Linked DNA regions of Homo sapiens: regions 1 and 3 are each linked to region 2. The links are chromatin contacts, found by Hi-C in ENCODE. All regions are on one chromosome and are shown on one strand. The core of a region is the stretch at or near the end of the contact, and the rest is flanking DNA. Distances in the headings are between cores, read along the strand shown. Region 1 has its middle 16 kb from the start of LRRC52-AS1. Region 2 holds the start of LINC01675 (long intergenic non-protein coding RNA 1675). Region 3 holds the start of GPA33-AS1 (GPA33 antisense RNA 1).

Region 1 (2,700 bases), core at 86-2,585, 890 kb before region 2:
CTTTCAAAGGACTCCCTATAGCTACATATCTAATTCCAAGTGACGCTGCCACACTGATCAGAACGTTCATGGAATTCCTCTTTGGAATCACTTTCCAAGTTACATAAGAAAACCAGTACATTCTTTAACAGTCATATTTTTTTCTTTTTCTTTTTAAATTCCAAAACGGGGTGTCTAGCTAGATCAGTTGGTAGAGCATAAGACTCTTAATCTCAGGGTCATGGGTTTGAGCCCTACGTTGGGCGCTGTGTTTCCCAGCATTTTGGGAGGCCGAGATGGGCAGATCACTTGAACTCAGGAATTCGAGACCAGCCTGGCCAACATGGCAAAACCCCGTCTCCACAAAAAAATACTAATATGAGCCAGGTGTGGTGGCGCATGCCTGTAGTCCCAGCTACTTGGGAGGCTGAGGTGGGAGGATCACTTGAGCCTAGGAGGTGGAGGCTGCAGTGAGCTGAGAGCGCCACTGCACTCCGGCCTGGGTGACAGAGTGAGACCTTGTCTCAAAAAAAGAAAGAAAGAAAGAAAAGAAAAGAAAATGGCACCAACCAGCTTATTGATCTACTTAGTTCCAGATGCTTTTTGACTATTTGCTAAAATGTGTACATACATGCATACATAAAAATAAAATAAAAACGACTCGGGAAAGGAAAATATTTTTACACTGAGGATACCCAAGAATGCCGGGTACATTCTCCCACTTTCCCTTTTTGTCTGCTTATTACCCACTTCCTCCAGCAGTACCCTCCACCTTCTGACAGAAAACCAGGTCTCTTCTCTGTAAACCAAGGTGGTTCGAAATGAGATGGTGGGAATGTCCCTTACAACGGCCAGCCCCAATCCCACCGGGAGTAACTTCGACATATTCCTTTACTCTTTCTGCTTCTTTTAACATATCTGAAAATGGAAAGTAGGTAAACTGCACCTACTTCCTCAGAAGGTGGAAGGGATTCGTGGTGTAATCTCTCTACGTGGGCGGAAACACACTGTAAGCACCCAAATAACAAAATGTAAATGTCTAGCAAGTATATAAAAAAACATCAGGAAAGGTTTTTTGTTTGTTTTTGTTTTGTTTTGTTTTTGTTTTTGTTTTTCATATAAAAGGCCAAAAGTAGGGAAGTGACAGAAAGGCTGATTGCCGACCTTTTCAGAGCTTACTTATTTTAAACAATTACACTGACTCATAAAATAAAAGTATTTCTTGTGCCCCGGTCAAAAGCAAGTGGATTTTTACTTTAAGGGTGAATAATAAGAATGCTTTGGGGATGACGAATAAAAGGGCTTCCCCCGGCTAGCCGAGGCGGAGCCATCGGGGATATACCATCTCTCCTCGTCGATCTGGAAGGCTTTCTGAAGGAACTGGGGTTTGTGTCCCTGGCACGCCCGGGACCTGCGTGGGGCTCAGCGCGCTGCCAGGCGACCTCAGCAGCCCAGAGCTTCAACGGTTGCTGTGGCAACAGGCCGCCCAGAGCAGCAGTCAAAGTCCCTGCGTGAGCGACTGCACTTCCCAAGCGCGGAGAGTCTGCCCAATGAGTTCCGCCCTCTCTAGCGCGCTTTCTGTGATCCACCAATCAGGCTCTGCCACGCCCGAGCTGAGTGGTCAGCTTGCCTGGGAGGGCGGGGTTAGGGTGCAGAAACAGGACGGAGAAGGGGGCTGTATTTCCCCTGGCGTGTGAAATGGATGTTAGTGACTAAAGCTCAATTTTCCAGTTAAGGGAGGAGCCGAGACTTTTAAGTCGAGTGTTCCTGTGGGGCCAAAAGGATGGTTTCAGAGAAATCCCAGGAAGTGAGAGTGCTGGGATATGCGAGGGGCCCACGGAGCCCTCCCCTGCGTGTCTGAGATCACACCCTGCGGGTACCCTGCCGTCGTGTGCTGAAGGAGGTGACTGGATCTCGACTCCAGAGTTTGCTCCTGAGATCGAAAAACAAAACAACCCAATAATAGTAATGACAGCCCTGGGTGGGGACAGTTGCAGCAGGTCTCATGAGAAACTCACTAATTTTGTAGGTTCAGGGAAGGCGTGGGCATGTTGGTGAAGTAAGGTTCTGAGTGGAAGAAGAAAATGCTGCTTCTGGGGAAGAGAATACCGTCAGAAGGAAGGAAAGAAAGGAGGGAGTGGGAGGGGAGGGGAAATCAAGGGAGAGGAGAAGAGGGGAGGAGGGAAGGTGAGGTGAGGTGATTGGTATTCTGCCAATCCCATTCTGCACACTAGTGAGACCTAGCAAGGACTAGAGTTTCAGGGGGAAAATACGAGAATAATGAAAGATAACAGAGAGGAAAGAAAAAAGAAATAATTGAAAAGTTTGAAAGAAGAAAGACAACAGCTGAACCAATGGAGGTGAAAATAGAAGGAAATGAAAATTCTGCAAGCTTTTGTTTCATGGATAAAAGGACTGTATTTTCTGGTCCATTATCAGGATACAAGATGGAAAAAAAAGCTATTGAACTTGTGGAGAAAGTGGCTGGTTTAAATTAGTCCTGTCCCTGAAAATCCAAGCTGCGTGTTTGTCAGTCTTATGGCTGATTTAACTCATAGGCCCAGGAGAGAAAGGATAGAAGGAAGCCTGAATGACCAGCAAAGAATCTGCATCCAATCAACACTCAGAGCATGTATGCTACATTCTTCAGAAACCTTCAGGAGTCATAGACTGTGGTCAGTTCTTCGTCAGAATTATTTTAGATTTACTTCAGTTGTTTTT
Region 2 (2,700 bases), core at 141-2,640:
CGTTTTGCCACTACTACAAATACTACAGCCACAAAACCAGAACTCTGATACCAGAAAACTGCTAAAATCAATAGCCTTCTTTATTATAGAGGGTCAGCTTCTGGATTTCCTGTGCATTATGCAGCCATGAGTGAAGCCCAGCCCCATCCTCTTCCAACTTCCCCACCATCTCCCACCGGCACCCAACATACACTCAAGGCTCTGGCCTCCATAGGACAACAGTGACCACCTTGTTGAAGTATATGAGCTGCCTTTCTTCACTTACCTTCTCCCCCGTGGAAATTCTTATTTTATTCAACCGTATATCCTCAGGGCTCAGACCAGGGATTGGCCCATTGAATATGCTCAATTATTGCTTATAGAATTGATGAATGGATAAAGAACATTTAAAAGGGAGAGAGATAGAGAGTAAATCCCAGAGACAGTGCAGGGACAAGAGGTTTAGAGAATTAAAGAATACTAAAGTAAGAATGTTTATGGAGACTACTTAGTTTAACCCATTATTTATACACATAAGAGAACTGAAGCCCAGAGAGATAAAGAGATTTGTCCAAGAATATTCATATGGTCAGCAGTTGTTTACATTTGAAGGGAGTAAATGTAAATCATTTAGGTCTTAAGCCAATTCTTTCCCCCTTCCCTCCCTGTAACCACTGTTTCTCAATGAAGGATGAAGGTCCATAGAATTAATAATTTCATCTATACCACTAATATTTATTGAGCCTATATCATGTGCCAGGCCCTGTTCTAGGATCTAGGAATAGGGAAATACACAAAACCAACAAAAGCCCTTATGTTTCTGGAGCTTACAGATTCTGGCGAAAGAGGTTTATATAAAGTAAAATAGACAATTATATAGTTAGAAGAGATTGTGACATGGGAAAGAAAAGGGCGTAATAAGAAAGAGGAAGAGCAGGGGGCCAGAAAGGGACTTGGAAAGTGGCATTTGAGAAAGAGCAAAGACTTGAAGGTAGAGAGGGTGCATTGGCACTATTTAGGGGAAGGATGCCTAGGTCCAGGGAAAAGCAAGGGCAAAAGCCCTGAGTCAGGAGTGTGCCTGGCATGTCTGAGGTGTGGCATGTTCAGTGTGTGCAAGGGGAAGAAGTGAAGGGTGAGGTCATTGAGAGAGAGAGAGAGAGAGAGCAAGAGAGAGCTAGAGAGCCAGTTAAACTGTGAAGCTCCTCGTGGGCCACTGTAAGCAGCCTGACTTACTCTGTGAGATGAGAAGCCACTGGGAGGCTTTGAGCAGATGAGTGACTTATGAGTTCAGCAGGTAACTCTGACTGCTATGTTTTGAAGAGATTATAGGTGGAAATAAGACGAGAAGTCTTCTCCCAATGGAAGGTCTTTTCTCGATCGAAGGGTTCCTGGTCTCACGGGCTTCCAGGAATGAAGCCGTGGGCCGCAGTGGCGAGTGTTACAGCTAGATTAGAGAAACCCGCGGACCCAAAGAGGGTGCGGTGGCAAGATTTATTAGAGCAAAAGCGAAAGTAAAATGAAAGCAAAAGTAAAGCTTCCACGTGGTGGAAGGGGACCTGGAAGGGCTGCCGTTTTTTTGCTTCTGTCTTATGCTTATGTCCCCTTATGACCCCTCGTCTTTTCCTTTTTCTGTCCTACATAACTAGCTTATTTTCAATCCGCTTGTGGGTTGACGGGCCTGATTGGTTAAAAACATCAGGCTGCAGCTAGAGCTTAAACTCCCTATATGATTGGTTGAGGTTTCAATCCCTTAGCTTGCAGCTGTGACTCATTTTGGCTTAGGGGAAAGTCCCCTTAGGGAAGTTCCTATTGGCCCAGGAAGTCCAGCCAACTTAGCCACTTAGTCCCTCACAAAGGGTGAAAGCAATAGGCCCAGTAATGAGACTGTTGTGCTAATTCAGGAGAGAGAAGATGGGGCTTGGGCAGGGTGGTGGCAGTGGGGGTTGAGAAGTGGTCAGATGCCGCATATTTGTGGAACAGCTGGGAAGATTTGCCGATAGACTGGATGTGAGATATGAGAGAAACAGGAATTAAGGATAATTCCAAGGCTTTGGCCTGAGCAGCTGTTAGGAATTGAGACTGGAGACAGTTCCTCCCTTGGGAGGGAAGATCAGGAGCTCCGTTTTGACTGTTAAGTTTGAAATAACACATTTAAAGGTCTAGTATATAAATCCATATACATGGCAGAGAACTGGACGAGAGTTATTAGTGTAGATGTCGTCAGCATAGGAAAGATCTTAAAGCCTGGTTTAAGACTGGTTACTATCACCAAGGGGTGAGAAGAAGGCCAAAGGGCTTAGCAGTGGGGCTCTCCAACATTTAGAGACTGGGAAATGCAGAACCAAGGAGAGTGAGAACAAACAGACAAGGAGGTAAGAGAGTCAGGAAAATGTGGTGTCCTGGAAGTGCGCAAAGAAAGTACGCCAAGGGGAGCCATTTACCAATGGTGTGAGACAAACATTGCTGATAGGAAAAAAAAAAAAGAGGATGGCTGGGATCTGGGTGTAGACTTAGCAGTGAGGATGTTCTTGATGCTCTTGACAAGAGTCATTTATGTGGAGAAGGGAGAACAAAAGCCTACTGAATACAATGGTGAGAGAAGGAGAGAATTAGAGACAACTATGAGCACCAGCAGTTATTTCAAGGAGTTTAGCTAAAACAGGAGCAGAGAAATTGGGAGGTGAGTTGATCAGAAAACAATGGAGGTCAAAAAATGTATTT
Region 3 (2,700 bases), core at 84-2,583, 560 kb after region 2:
GAAGTGCCTAATAAGGGTTTATAGTACACAATCTTCCCTCAATTAATGGGTAGCATTTGTCTCTCTTCTAAAACACCATAAAGTCTTTGAACCAGCAGCTGGAAACCATAATTTGGGAAGGGATGCCTAACATTCTAAGGAGACTGCATTGCTGGGCTAATTTTGATTGTATAAGAACCTACAACAGTCCAATTCCCAGAGTCTGTGGACCGAAATAAATTCAGCAGGAAACTGTAGTCTTACTGAGTGATAATATGATTTGACACCCAAGTAATAGAAACATGCATTGGAGGACAGAAGAAATGTCAGCACCAGCCCTTTTCCACTTGTAAAACTCCTCATTCTTCTTCAAGATGCAGCCCAAATGCAACCTCCTCTCTGAAGCTTTCCTGAACTCCCTTAGGCTGAGTTACTCAGGCCCTCCTGTGTCCTGTAGCCCCTTCTCTTGCTCATGTAATTATGTTTCTATGTCTGTGACCGCCATTAGATTTTAGCTCCTCCTGAATAACAGTTTCTTAGTGACTTTTATATACTCTGCAAACAGCACACTGCTTGGCACGTAGTAGATGCTCACAAAATATTTGTTGTTGAATTAATGCAGTGGGTCTCGATTTCCCTCCTTTTCTTCCCTAAGCCTGGAGCTAAGGCAGGTGAACCTTCAGAGTCCTTTGAGGGGCAGAGAGAAGTCAAGTCAAACCTGGGGGAAGGTGGCCGCCTCTGCTTCCGTGGCTCCCTCAAGAACATGCTTGTGGAACCTTGCACCGTGAGGACTGGAAGGCACCTCAGAGTATCTAGAGAGCTAGGAGATGTCCTTGGGCAAGATACTGTGATACCAAATGTTATTCATTTAACAAACCTTTGTCAAGGGTCAACACATGCCAGGCCATAAAGAAGCTACAGTTCCTATCCTTACAAATCATACAGGGTGAGGCAGAGACAGACCTGTACACAGGTATAATAGGCACACAGTACTGTGTGACAAGTGCTCGGACAGGAGGGAGCACAGGAAAGGACACTGAAGAACAGACCTTGAATATCTCGCAGGAGAGTCCATGTCAAAGCCAAGAGCCCACAGCGGAGCGAAGTTGCCTTGGAGGAGGAAGCGTCACAGTTCTCTGTGACAGAACAAGAGGACTGCCCCGCCCCTTTCTCAGAAGGGGCATCATAGGAAGCAGAACTGGCTAGAGCATCTCCACCATCTTCCTTCAAGCACGTGGACCGACACCCAGGCCTCCTGGTGTCCTGACACTGCAGACTCCTGGAATATACCTCCACCAGCAGGCAGGAATCTGTCCTATTCCCAGCAACCACTAGAGGCACTGCCTGACCCTACTGCGGCCACAAGCAGAGGGACCCCAGGATTCTCAAATCTGTTACCTTGTCTCACCTCCCCTAGGAAGCAGAAGAGTGCTATGGTGAGTAGAGATGATCCATGAGACCCAAGCTTTATCTTACTGCAAACAAAATCCACATTAAAAAAGAAATAAGAATTTCCACCCACAATTTTATTATTACTGAAAGCATTTGGAATGAAGCAAAGGATTTAACAATATATATAAAAATATACATTTTTTAAAAAATCGCAAGTAGACAATAGATTTATGGAATTATTTTTCTGATCATCCAGAAAAGATAGCAATAGTAAACTGCAGTTGGGTGAGACCAGCCACTGGTCCATGAGACCTAAGCAGCCCTAACGCTGCCTGAGCTCTCAAGAGTAGAAGAAATGCTCGACAAACAGAAGGAGGCTGTGGGAGGGCAGCAGGACAGCCCCACCAGAAAACCAGAGCCCAAATGGGCTGGGCAGGGCCAGGGCTGAGGTATCGGGATGCAGGAACAACCAGGAACCCCATGTGGGTTGAGGAGACATGCCAATTATTCTGGCCTGGAGAGGAATTACCAGGACACAAGAACTCAGACCATCTGCAAGCAAGCTCCCTTGTGTGTGTTCACTTTAAATCAATTCGTGTTTAACTCACTGAATGAATACGTGGGTTTGGGTGGGAATCATCCCTGTGTCTACGATCATCTCAAGGAGACCAGAGAAGGGAAGGCACAACCAATCAAAGCAGTTTCCCCAATTAAGCTTAAGTGCCCACTAGGATGGGCGCCAGCTACTAGGGCTTCAGGGAAAGCAAAAGCCATGAGGCCCAGGCCCTGCCCCAAGGAGCTGGCGCTCTAATACAGTGAGAGCACTCGCTCAGAAGACTGTGCCTTGTGGCCCATGATTGGACGTGGGACAGAGTAACAGGATTGTTTCCACGTATGTGGACAATTAGGATAGGGTTAGAGAAATCCTTGTGATTTGAGATGGGCCTGGAGGGACAGGTACGATATTGACAGGCAGAGATGGAAAGTGTGTGGGCAAAAGCTCCCCAGGGCCTGTGCAGCAGGAGTGGGAGGTGGCCTTCCCAGGAGGGTTTGGAACATACTGGCAGCTACGGGAAGTGAGGTTGGAAAGGGAGTGGGAGCTGGAGGCCAGGCCAATGCAGGGCCCAAGCATACTCACTTATTCTTTCATTCATTCAAGAAAGATGTGTGGAGTGCAAACCCTCCACCTGGTGCCCCTCCAGGTGCTGGGCACACAGGTGAGCAGGACAGCCCCCACCCCCCAAGGCTGGCATCGCCTCCCTGGAGAGTTCTGAGTGGGAGCGCCCCATGCTCAGCGCTGTGCTTCCAGGAGCTCCTGCCAACTACGAG

The links. A loop is a pair of places that touch in the nucleus more often than their neighbours do. Pooled maps may share reads with other maps.
Region 1: a map of CD4-positive, alpha-beta T cell shows a loop between it and region 2 (4-fold over the local background). The contact joins the enhancer-like site here to the promoter of LINC01675 in region 2. A Hi-C loop is called at or near these places in 3 of 168 maps with a recorded cell type or tissue (CD4-positive, alpha-beta T cell, CD8-positive, alpha-beta T cell and naive thymus-derived CD4-positive, alpha-beta T cell), 10 of 37 single-sample maps with no recorded cell type and 13 of 50 pooled maps.
Region 3: a loop to region 2 is called in a map of IMR-90, with 10 times the contacts of the local background. The contact joins the promoter of GPA33-AS1 here to the promoter of LINC01675 in region 2. A Hi-C loop is called at or near these places in 6 of 168 maps with a recorded cell type or tissue (Calu3, HCT116, IMR-90 and 2 more), 15 of 37 single-sample maps with no recorded cell type and 20 of 50 pooled maps.

What each region holds. Positions count from the first base shown.
Region 1 is chr1:165,596,741-165,599,440 of GRCh38, forward strand. It overlaps the pseudogene TRK-CTT13-1. Among named protein-coding and RNA genes, the nearest start is that of LRRC52-AS1, 16 kb to the left of the region's middle. Within about 2 kb of position 1,336, at least 30 of the 41 ENCODE cell types and tissues checked have a DNase peak (open chromatin) inside an H3K27ac peak, as active enhancers do.
Region 2 is chr1:166,488,649-166,491,348 of GRCh38, forward strand. LINC01675 (long intergenic non-protein coding RNA 1675) reads right to left here and starts at 1,391. Exons shown (of 3, transcript NR_146890.1): 1 at 1,213-1,391. RefSeq lists an enhancer at 1,394-1,563.
Region 3 is chr1:167,051,352-167,054,051 of GRCh38, forward strand. It overlaps GPA33-AS1 (GPA33 antisense RNA 1), which reads left to right and starts at 1,334. Exons shown (of 6, transcript XR_922249.3): 1 at 1,334-1,415. GPA33 (glycoprotein A33) reads right to left here. Exons shown (of 7, transcript NM_005814.3): 7 at 1,485-2,700.